2 separate regions of the Homo sapiens genome follow, and region 1 is linked to region 2. A link is a contact called in ENCODE Hi-C or POLR2A ChIA-PET data. All regions are on one chromosome and are shown on one strand. Each heading gives the region's core, a stretch centred on a gene start or an enhancer-like site at or near the end of the contact. The rest is flanking DNA. Distances are from core to core; before and after follow the strand shown. Region 1 holds the start of ZNF71-SMIM17 (ZNF71-SMIM17 readthrough (NMD candidate)). Region 2 holds the start of ZNF304 (zinc finger protein 304).

The links. Hi-C counts contacts between places; a loop is a spot of excess contacts on that map. ChIA-PET counts read pairs that join two places held with the same protein, here RNA polymerase II (POLR2A). Pooled maps may share reads with other maps.
Region 1: a map of CD4-positive, alpha-beta T cell shows a loop between it and region 2 (2.7-fold over the local background). The contact joins the promoter of ZNF71-SMIM17 here to the promoter of ZNF304 in region 2. A Hi-C loop is called at or near these places in 1 of 168 maps with a recorded cell type or tissue (CD4-positive, alpha-beta T cell), 3 of 37 single-sample maps with no recorded cell type and 6 of 50 pooled maps. POLR2A ChIA-PET finds 5 or more read pairs at or near these places in 1 of 52 experiments (PC-9).

The regions. Positions count from the first base shown.
Region 1 is chr19:56,592,637-56,598,558 of GRCh38, reverse strand. It overlaps ZNF71-SMIM17 (ZNF71-SMIM17 readthrough (NMD candidate)), which reads right to left and starts at 3,257. Exons shown (of 5, transcript NR_163263.1): 1 at 3,131-3,257. ZNF71 (zinc finger protein 71) reads right to left here and starts at 3,257. Exons shown (of 4, transcript NM_001370215.1): 1 at 3,131-3,257. RefSeq lists a silencer at 2,906-3,295.
Region 2 is chr19:57,347,041-57,352,991 of GRCh38, reverse strand. It overlaps ZNF304 (zinc finger protein 304), which reads right to left and starts at 1,721. Exons shown (of 3, transcript NM_020657.4): 1 at 1,295-1,721. The coding sequence starts at 1,327. RefSeq lists enhancers at 1,419-1,488, 827-1,685, 1,639-1,728, 1,686-2,545.

The DNA.
Region 1 (5,922 bases), core at 2,008-4,507, 760 kb after region 2:
AACAAAAGGATCACAAAGGTGTGGGCTGGGGGTTCCTACCACTTAATGCCTGTACCCGGGCACCACACCTGGCCAACTGTAATCACTCAGTGAAAATGTCCTCTGGGCTAAAACTCTTCAAAACTCTTCGTTGGCTTCCCCCACCATTAGAAATCACTCAAAGTCTTCACTGCTGCCCACATAGCCCTTATGATGTGCCCCTGATGGCCTCTCCCCTTCCATCTCCTCTACTCCCCTCTCCCATGCTTGGCCCCAGGCCTCCTGGCCTCTGCATCTGCTGTTCCCTCTGGAGGGAATGCTCTTCCCATGACTACCCCTGCTTCCTGGTCAGCTCCAACGTCACCTCCTTGGAGAAGTCCTCTACCCCCAATCACCTGACCTCAAGCAGCAACTCTCTCCCCCTCTATTTTCTTGCAGTACAAACCACTATTGACAACTGTCTTTTTTAAAATAGTTGTTTTCAAGTTTGTCATCTGTCTTCCCTCCATGAGAACAGAAGCCCCCAGGGAGCAGGGATGATCACTTTCAGATTGTATTTCCGACATCTAGGACAACGTCTAACACACAGGAGGCACTTAGACATCAAGCTGAATGAACAGATGAGCTAACTTCTAGTGCTGGCCAGGATTGAAAGGAACAGGCCCTCTCACACACTGGTGAGGGAATGTGAGTCGCTCAACATTTTTCTGGAAAGTGAGCTGGCAATACACAAATCCCATAACCCAGCAACCCTGTTCCTGGGAATCTGCCCACACCAATAAAAGCTCCGTGTAAAAGTTACATATAGGAAAAAAAGATATTTATGGCAGCATTGTTTCTAGAGGCAAAAAAAAACCCTGAAAACAAAATTAATAAACATTACTAAAGGAATCAAATCGAGGGTAGGGTCTCCATAGTATGAAGTATCAGGTCGCCTCTGCGAAGCAGAGTTAGTTCTGCATCTGTTGACATGTCTGTGGTTTCACTAAGTGAGAAAAGCAAGTTACCCAGTTTTATGCATACCTTTAGCCCCTTTGTGAAAAAACAAACCAAAACATGTGGATGTGGACACATCTGTACAGCATCTTCCAGCCTGGGGAAGGCTGTGGAATGAGGCTGGGTTGGTGTCTGGAGGGCATGGAGTGGGAATGAGAAGGGGGTAGAAGTTATTAATTATTTTTTCTTTCTCTTCCTTTGAATTGTTTCCCTGGGTGTAGAAACTTCATATTACCATCAACATTTTTGAAACACAATTTAATATAAAAAAAAATTCCTTGCAGATAGTGGTCTCTTTCACCCCTGTCCTGTGAGGTCAAGAACACTGGCCCATTTTGCCAGATCACAGCAGTGACCAGAGCCCACTTACCCAGTAGGCACAGAGCATGGGGCCCATGAAACCTTTAGGGGCCCATAGGAAGGTCTTAATTTCTTTTAAAATCATAAGAAAATATCTAATCCAGCCTAGATTACATTTGTCTTCCTATTAATGAAATAACAAAATGTAATTTTTAGTGCTTTAAAAAAACAATGGAGCAAGGGGCCCATGAAGGCAAAGTACCCTTAAAAATCATGCAGCGGCCCTGGAAGTGACTTGCCCAAGAGTATGGCCAGTGGCTGTTGAACCCAGTTTGGCCTTAGATCTGGATTCTTCTTCCTCTGAGCTTTTTGGCATTTCCTTCCTTTCTTCCATTTCCATTGTTTCCAAGCGGGGATTCCCTCGGGGAAAATCCTGCAACCTTGTGTCAGCTGAGCGGAAAGGGAAAAAAGGGATCTCCCATTTGTCTGGTGGTTAATTGTGGGGGCTCTGGAACCTGGATGCCTGAGGTAGCCTTGGGTGAGTCACTTAGTCTGAGACTCAGTTTCCCCATCTGTAAGATAAGGATGATGATGGTCTCTACCTCAGAGTTACTGGGACATCTATAAATGGCCAGCACTGGCTGCATACACATTCCCTGAACAAATCAACCTCTCCTTGGTCAGAACAGAGTAGGGCACAGAGACCCTTTGGGAGTCTGATCCCACTTTAAGAAGATCCTGTGGGAGGCAGAAGAAACAGCCTTCCTTTTCCCCTCCTCCACCCGGCCCCTGTCACTCCCAGGCCCCTACGCCTCCAGAGCCTTCTATGGGCAGGAAAAAGCCAGGGAACTGTGGGCAGGCAGACTAGGAGAAGCGTAGGGTGAGAAGGTAGTGGCTCTGCTAGGCTCCCTTGTCCAGGCATATAGTCTTTGGAAGAGGCACACCCAGACGCACCCACCCCTGCAGAGTCACACGCAAACATCAAGAAATACTCTAGACACAGGTGGACACACAGAGATAGGAAAGATCCAGACAGGACTGGCCCCTGGAAAGACACAGCCCTACACTCATGCCAAGAGACATGCATGGAAAGAGCAGACATAGTGGACACCCAGAGGGCACCCTCCCACAGAGACACTCATGGACAGAGATCAAGGCTGACACACCCACAACACCAAAGACAAGGACACAGGCAGTCACTCAGAGATATCACCACACATGCATAGGCAGAGACCTGGAGAGACACAGCTCCACAGAGAGACCAAGACTCTGAAGAAGTGGGACACACACACACACACGCTACCACACATGACCCACACGGACATACATGGACACATTCACATTCATTCACAGACCCAGCCTCTGGACGACACGCAGTTTCTCTCTCTGTCTCATACACACACACACACACACACACACACACACACACAAACACACACACACAATCACAATATCCAGAGACACAGCCATACCCTCAGGACGACACAATCTGTCTCACACACACATACAGACCCACACAGACACACACACAGACACATTCACAATATCCACAAAGACACAGCCTCATCCTCAGGATGATATGCACTGCCTGTCTCTCACACAGGCCACCTTCCCCCCAGGATGGCCCTCGTGTTCATGCAACTTTCCTACCTCCAACCCACTCACGCCTCTCCCTCCCTGGCCCCGGCCTCTCCTCAGCCCCTCAGCCTCCAGTCAGCCTCTCCTTAGCCCCTCAGCTTCCCCTCAGCCTCTCCTCGGCCGCTCAGCCTCTCCAGGCGCACCTCGGTCCCGGCCTGCACGCCCTCTCCTGCGCCCGCACGCCCTGGACCAGCACCCAGCCCTGCACTCCCCGTACCTGGGCCTGCACGCCGTCTCCCCGAGGCCGCGCCCTCCCCGGGGCCAGGTTCCGGCCCCCGGCACAGGTAGAGGGTGGGCGCGACCCCGCAGCCACACTCACCGGCTCGCCGCTCTGCCAGGACAATGACCGCGCCCGCTAGGCCCGCCCGACGGCAGTGCGCCTGCGCGGACTGCGCCGGACTACGCTTCCCAGAAACCCGCGCGCGCCACCTCCCCCCGGCTTTTTTCAGCCGAGCCCAGCCGAGTGGAGCCGAGCGGAGCCAACTGAGCTCCTCCATCTCACAGAGGACTCCGCGGCCAAGGAGGCTGGGGCGAGAGGGAGGATTGAGGGGGAGGAGGCAGGGAAAGGGAAGGAGAGAGAAGAGACGGAGGGAGGAAGGGTGGAAAGAAAGACGGAGGGAAAGGAGGGGCGAGGAGGAGGGACAGGAGGGAAGGGGGGAGGAGGGAGAAAAGAAGTAGGAGAGGTGGGAAGAAGGATGGAAGGGGAGGAGGGATGGGGAGGAGCGGGGAGAAGAGAGAGGATGGAGAGGGACTTGGGGAGGAGAGCTGGGGAGGAAGAAGAAGAGATGGAGAAGGAGGAGGGGTTGGAAGAAGGATGGAGGGGAAGGAGGAAGGGCTGGGGAGAGACTAAGGGAAAAGAACAGGTCAGAGAGGAGAGGAACCAACAGAAAGAAGAGGGAGCGGGTGGGAGGAGGGAGGGGCAGGGAGGCAGGAAAGGAAGAGAATGGAGACGGCAAGGAGGAGAAGGAAGAAAGGGTGGAAAGGGGGATGAGAAGGTGGAAAGGACTATAAGGAAGAAGAAAAGGGTGGGAAAAGGAGGAAAGAAAGAGGAAGTCGAGTTGGGGAGGGCAGGACAGGCTGAAGAGAGGAAAGAATGGGTAAGGAGAGGGAGGAGGGAGGAAGGAAAACAGAAAAGGACAAGGGATGGGTGGAGGCAGAGAAATGAGGGGGATAAAAGAGGCGTGTCACATCTGCTGCAGACATTTCTGCAGTCCAGCCAATGGACTGGCCTGAGGGACCATCCCAGGCAACTTTAAACCTGATAATCATGCTTATCTTTAAAGAACACTTTTTAAGCATACAGATGTGCAAAGAAGAAAATGAGCATAGGTGTAGAATAAAATGTATAGGAGACTATCGGTTTGGACTGAGTTCCTGCACTAGGCCCAACAGATCAAATCGAAATGGAGCTACTCATGCTGAAGTTCCAGGCCACCAACTCCAACTAAGTTGTTACCTGACCTCCTCTCAGGAGAGAAAGAGAGAGATAATAGCCAAGTCCCAAACAGGCCAGTTTAGCAGGCATGATAAAAGAAATCCCCTTTGCTTTAACCATGATAGGGAAAGTAACTTTGAAATGACCCATCCACTCTTGTTCTCTGTTTCTGCTTTCCTCAGCCCGTTTCTGTGTATGAAGCCATATTCCTCTGCTTGGATCACCAGAACACTAGTTCTATTTTATAGAAGGAGGTGTGGCTGGATTCTAGAATTGCAAATAAAAAACAACTAGATCTTTAAATGTCAATTCCCTATATCTTTAGATATAAGAAAAAAAGCATTAATCCTTGTTGTGAGTTTCCTTTGTTCTGACCCCTGGTCTCCACATTTTATGATTTATAAACAATCTTCACAGCCAAGCTACTTTCCAGATTAGTTGGGTAATACAGACAGGGGAGCTTACACAAGAGGAAAGGTAGGAACCAGATGCCTGGCTGAGACCCTTTTCTATAGTAAACCACAAAGCCAAGTTTAAAAACATTTGCTGAATGTCCAAGTGGCCACAAAACCATCAACAGCAGCTAGCCTTAGGTGGTGATTAATGATGTATTTAAATGAAATATTTTATTCTGAGATAAATGTGGATTTATTCACGTCAGGTTGTAAAACATAATATAGAAATCATACAGAGAGACCTATGTCTCTTAGGTAATTTCACCCAAGGGCAACATCTTGCAATATCACAAGTAGGATACTGACGTCGGTCCATTCAAGAGACAGAACATTTCCATCACAAGGATCTCTTCCGATATTTCCACAAGGATCCTTCATCTTGCCCTTTTATAGCCACACTCACTTTCCTCCAGACTCGATCATTAGTCTATCCTCCATATATACAATTGTGTCATTTCAAGAATGTTATACAAATGGAATCATACAGTATGTGAATGGTGGAATTGGCTTTTTTCATTCAGCACAATTCTCTGGAGATATATTCAAGTTGCTGTATAGAGAGAACTTAATTATCTTGCATAACAGAAACTTTATACTCGTTGAGTAACGTCTTCTCACCTCCCCCAGCCCCTGGAAACCACCATTCTAATTTCTGTTTCTATGAGGTTGACTATTTTAGATTCCACATGTAAGTGGAATCATAAAGTATTTGTCCTGTGACTGGCTTCTTTTACTTAGCATAATGTACTCAAAGTTTATCCATGTTGTCGCATATGACAGGATTTCTTTTTCTAGGGCTTAAAAATATGCCATTGTGTGTGTATGTGTCTGTGTGTGTCACTTTTTTTATCTGTCCATCTGTCAATGGACATGTACATTGTCTTCATCTCTTGGCTATTGTAAATAATGCTGTAATGAACATGGAAGTGCATTATTCATTGCAACCTCCTGGAGATCTCCTTGAGATCCTAGTTTCAATTCCTTGGCCATATACCCAGATGGGGATTGCAGGAATATATGGTAGTTCTACTTCTAATTTCTTGAGGAATCTCCAAACTGTTTTCCAAGAAGCACCACTACTTTGCATTCCCACCAACAGTAAACAAGGGTTCCAATTTC
Region 2 (5,951 bases), core at 472-2,971:
TGAGGCCTCAACTAAGATGACAACTGAGACCTCTTAACCTAAACATGACCAAAGCCTAACTCCTGATATAACCACTAAAAATCATACCTGCTGCCAACTTCTCTATCTCAGTTGATGGCATTTTCATAATTTTACCAGCTACAGCAAAAACAAACCAACCTTAGGGTCATCCACGACTCTCCTCTCTTTCACCTTTCGCATCAAAAAATCCAATCACCCTACTTTAAAAAACAGAAAATTTACCAACTTCTCTCACCTCCACAGCCACACCTCTAGACCAGACACCATCAACACTACTGCAGTAGCTGCTCCCTCATGCTCACAGTCTGTTCTCAACCTGAAAGCCAGAGAGAGCATGTTAAAATCTGAGTCAGATCATCTCCCTCCTCTGCTCCAAATCTCCCACGACTTTTACCACACTCAAGACACCTCGGCCAGCCATTCCTGCCTAACTCCTTCCTCTGATACCTGTTTCCAACAAAGGTAATTAAGACCTGAGATTCCCTGAGCGCTCCAAACTCAATCCTACAAGCATTTGAGCGTACCTGTTCCTAGGTCTGATATACTTTTGCAGTACTCATCCCATTGGTCGCCAGGTGGGGACTTCTCCACATAACTCCATACAACTCATGGCCTGGATTCAGGACACTAAACTAGAAATGACCTCCATTCACTGCCCCCTGTCTCAAGTGAAGACAGTCATGTGAAGAATCCCAGGATATCATCACTATGTCTCATCAGAGAATCTGGTCAGCCTTCCTTATAAAATACATACAAAACCCAAAACCCATACATTCTCTAACCTCTGCTGCCACCACTCTGGCCCAGACCATCAACGCTCACCTGGACTATTTCAGTAGACTTCATCTTGATCTCCCCGTCTACCCTATAATCCCTAGTCTACCCACTCTGCAGCCAGAGGGAGCCTTTTAAGAACTGCGTCAGAGGACCTCCCTTCTCTGTACCAAACCTTGCATGACTCCCAGCACCCTCAGAAGAGAGGACCAGCTCCTCGGGCGGCCATTCCAGGCCTACCTCTGACCCCCTAGTCCCTGTTCTCACCAGGCACAGAGAGTTCCCGGAACTCCCCAAACTCATTCTCCTCTCCATGCATGCATTTGTACGAACTGCCCCTGCGCCTTCGAGTCCGTTCCACACCTTATGCCACTGATGAGGGGAGCGGAACCCCTCCACATAATGCGACGGAGTGAGCACCCTGAAGTGCGCGATGAGAGCGAACATCCCAGGACACACCAACCAGGCCGGGGTGCGCTTGAGGGATGCCCCCACTCACCTGAACCCGGTCCATCAGCACCGCCGCTGCCATGAGAAGCGGATGAACAGTCTGTGCCCTGTGGGCTCAGCCGAAACCCCACGCCTCCACCGCGCTGGACGCCCTCGGGCTGAGTGTAGCACTCCAAGTCTCAATCTACCCGGTGTAAAAACGCTCACAAGACTAAGGCGGCTGCTTCTGGGGGAGACAAGGACAAGAGGACGTGTGTGGAGGCCTCGGTAAGAGCCCAGCCCCGGCAGACACCTCCGCGAGAGGCCGCCCGTCCCACGACAGGGGTCATGGATTGTAACAAAAGCGCGAAGGAAGGTCCTGCAGTCTTCACTGTCTTTCTTTGCTAGGTTCCACGAGAGCCGCGTAGAAAGCCGACCCGATCTCTAGAACTCAGCCTTCACAACCAGAATGCACGGACCGGGCATAGGAAAAATACGTCACGACGGCGACGCCAGAAGTCTCGCCCCTGCAGCCCAGAGCAGCAGGAAACGCCCAGTTTCTGGGCTGTCATTGGCTGCACGCCGGCTAACAATGAGCTGGGCACAGATTTCTGGGTAACGTAGTTTGTACCCTGCATCCAACCAGGCAACGAGCGCCTTTCGGGTTCTCCCGGATGTCTGCCAAGAGGCGTCGTGCAGGGAGGGGGAGAAAAGACTGGGAAAACGATATCTCGGAGGCCACAGCTGCTTTTAAAGGGTATGCACCCTGATTTCCATGGCCACCTGGGACAATGCCACGCCACTGAAGTCGCCAGCAAGGGACCCATTCTTCAATCCTGCTTCTGAGGCCCTGGGAAACCTGCTTCACCTCTCTCAGATTTGGGGATTGAAACGTATTAATAAATTGAACGTTGTCTGTATTTCGTTTGTGGGCCTTTTTGTAAAACATTGAATGTCCTTCTAATTTTTCTAACATATAAAGAAAAGAGATGTAATTAGCTACCTTTCTGCTGGCTGTACAGGAAGCATGGTGCCCGTATCTGCTTCTGGTGAGGCCACAGGGAACTTTTATTCATGGCGAAAAGTGAAGGAGGAACTTACATGTAACATGACGAAAACATGAGCCTCTTCTAATTCATTGCTTCCCAATTTGATATGTAGTTTTACAGCATCAGCTTCACTATGAACTTAAAAAACCTGTGAATTCTTGGACCCAACCTATACCTTCTGATAAACTCTGGGGATGGGACCCTAGCTGAAGTTCAAGAACTGGAGGTCTTTTAAAGTCATTAGCCAAAAACAAAACAAAACAAAAACAAACAAAAAAAAATCAGTAAGATGAAAAACACTACAACCAACCTCATTAGGAATATGGGAAGTGAGGTAAAAAGTACTTAACACCAGGCCTGGCACATCGTGCTAAATACATACAAGCTGTTATCAGTCTTCCTCAACACAAGGTTCTCACATACACTGCTTTAGGAAGATAAATCAAAGATCCACCTTTTCAGGATCAGTGTGATTTTGAAAAAAAAAGAAAAAAGTACAATTATTCCCTCACTCATCAAATAGCATCATAGATAATAGTTATAATTTTTTTTTGAGACAGAGTTTCACTCTTGTTGCCCAGGCTTAAGTGCAATGGCACGATCTCAGCTCACTGCAACCTCTCCCTCCCAGGTTCAAGCGATTCTCCTGCCTCGGCCTCCCGAGTAGCTGGGATTACAAGCATCCGCCACCATGCCCGGCTAATTTTGTATTTTTAGTAGAGATGGGGTTTCTCCGTGTTGGTCAGGCTGGTCTCGAACTCCTGACCTCAGGTGATCCAACTGCCTCAGTCTTCCAAAGTGCTGGGATTACAGGTGGGAGCCCCTAATGGTTATAATTTTTGCACAAAAGCACACCAATATATCAATAGACTCATTTAATTGAAAAAAATCACATGCAAGAGGGTTTCATAAACTACAGGTAGGTCTATCGTCCAGAAGACACATTCTTATAGGCTGTATGATTCAAAACACAGAACTATCAAGACTAATTGCTCTTCATAATTTTTAACTCCACTGTCCACTTAAGAGTCACTGTAGTTAAAATTTTATAACCTGGTTTATTTTATGAGATGACATAGAAATAATTCATATCTTTGAGAAAAAATATATATACACACATACACACAGCATTTATATATATATACACATGTAGTTTATATACACACATACATAATTATATATATGTATAATATAAATTATCTGTCTCCACTCAAAGCCAATATAAATTTAGGTGTCAGGAACACATGGAATAACATACGGAGTCAGTTACAGATATAACTGCCAGCAGATTTCTATGCACGACAAATGCACTGGCTAAGAAAAACTGAAATAAGACTATTTGAAGCCCAAAATGAGAAATTTAATGGATAAAAATAACTGGCATAAAATAACACTTTTAAGATCCTTCTTAAGGTTGAAGGAAAGTGATCCCAGGTGATGGTCTGTGATGATAGAAGAAATGAGGATCTGAGAGAGGAGTGCATCTATGGATTAATGAGACCACTCATTATCTGTATAAAATATTAATACTGTTGGGCGCGGTGGCTCACGCCTGTAATCTCAGCACTTTGGGAGGCCAAGGCAGGCGGATCACGAGCTCAGGAGTTCGAGACCAGCCTGTCCAACATGGTGAAACCCTGTTTCTACTAAAAATACAAAAATTAGCCAGGCGTGGTGGTGGGCGCCTGTAATCCCAGCTACTCAGAAGGCTGAGGCAGGAGAATCACTTGAACCCGGGAAGCGGAGGTTGCAGTGAGCCAAGACTGTGCCACTGCACTCCAGCCTAGGCAACAGAGTGAGACTGCATCTCAAAATAAATAAATAAATAAAAATTAAAATAAAAAATAAAATAAAATATTAATACTTCTGGAAACAGAATGGTGGAATTACCATGCATATCCTCAATAGTATATAAACTCATATGGGCAAATTAACTAACATATAAGTTTCTTATATTTCTTGAGGAGAGCAAATACATTAACTCTATAATGTATTAAATAACTGTTTTAAAGCTTAAACATTAACTGAATCAGAGTATATATCTTACAAATTTAAAGAAAATGTAAATGTAAAGAAAACATTACAAAAAATAAAGTACACACAATAAGTAAGGCAAAGAAAAGCACACACACAACCAGAGGATGTATATAAACCCAAATATATCAGCTATCTCATGAAATGAGTATGGAATAAATTCTTAAATTAGCACTTAGTAAGTTTTGATGTGTTAAAAATTTCCAAAAGGCCAGGCACAGAGGCTCATGCCTATAATTCCTGCAATGTGGGAGGCTGAAGCAAGAGAACTGCTTGAGGTCAGGAATTCTATTAATAGATCAGCCTGAGCCACGTAACAAGGCCCCATCTCTACCAAAAAAAAAAAAAAAAAAAAAAAAAAAGTAATAGCAGGGTGTGGTGGCACAAGCCTGTAATCCCAGCTACTCAGGAGGCTGAGCCAGGATGATGACTTGAGCCAAGGCTGCACAGAGTTCTGATGGTGTCACAGCACTCCGGCCTGGGAGAGACAGTAAGACCGTCTCTCATAAAGAACAAAAACAAAAAACAGTAGTATGGGTACAAGAAACACTTGTAGAGTATAATATTAGAAAACTATATGAAACAGCTTTGGGAAAAATATATTTAATACAACAAAGAATTAACACATGAAAATGAAAATTTATATCAGAAAATATCAGTATTAAAGAAACGATCACTGGCCAAGTGCAGTGGCTCATGCCTGTAATCCCAGCACTTTGGCAGGTCAAGGCAGGTGAATCAGGAGTTCAAGACCAGCCTGGCCAACATGGTGAAACCCCGTCTCTACTAAAAATACAAAATTAGCTGGGCGTGGTGGCGGGCACCTGTAGTCCCAGCTACTCAGGAGGCTGAGGTGAGAGAATCGCTTGAACCCGGCAGGCGGAGGTTGCAGTGAGCCGAGAGATCACGCCATAGCACTCCAGCCTGGGCGACAAGAGCTAAACTCCATCTCAAAAACAAAAAAAAAAAGAAAGAAAGAAAGAAAGAAAACAAAAAAAGAAAGAAATGATCACCAAGAAATTATATTTTGAACTCTATGTAATGTATAATGCTGACTTGTATTACATAAAGCAACAATTTGTAAAAGGATAAAGACATAAATCTATGAATATGCTGAGCATTTTTATGTCCATTATCTCAGCAATTAGTAGAAACAATATAAAATTGTTAAAGTTCTAGTGAATTCTCATGCCAAGATTGATAATTCTGGTCTAATAAATACAAATATGGGGTGCTTATATTTAGTACAACTGAATATTTACAGAACTATCAATATAGATGACTGAAAACTATCTTCAATTCACATAGAGTGAAATAAGACACATGATGCTATCAAGATATGAATCAATAAAAGAGATACATGGAAAATATGAAAAGAAGTAAATATACTCTGTGGGAGGCTAAGCCTCAGCAGGATCTTTGGCATTTATCAAAACATAAAATACAATAACACCCTAACTCAGCAGCTAGCCTCATAGGTATGATTAAAGATTTTACATGAAAGCACACATTTGGGTTATTTCTTCAACAGTTCAGAAAAAGTGTGCCTAAAACCATAGGTAGGCATGCTGCTCAAGAGACTCGTTATTACAGGCCACAAGATTCAAATTTTTGGACTGTAGTCCCAGTTATTCGGGAGGCTGA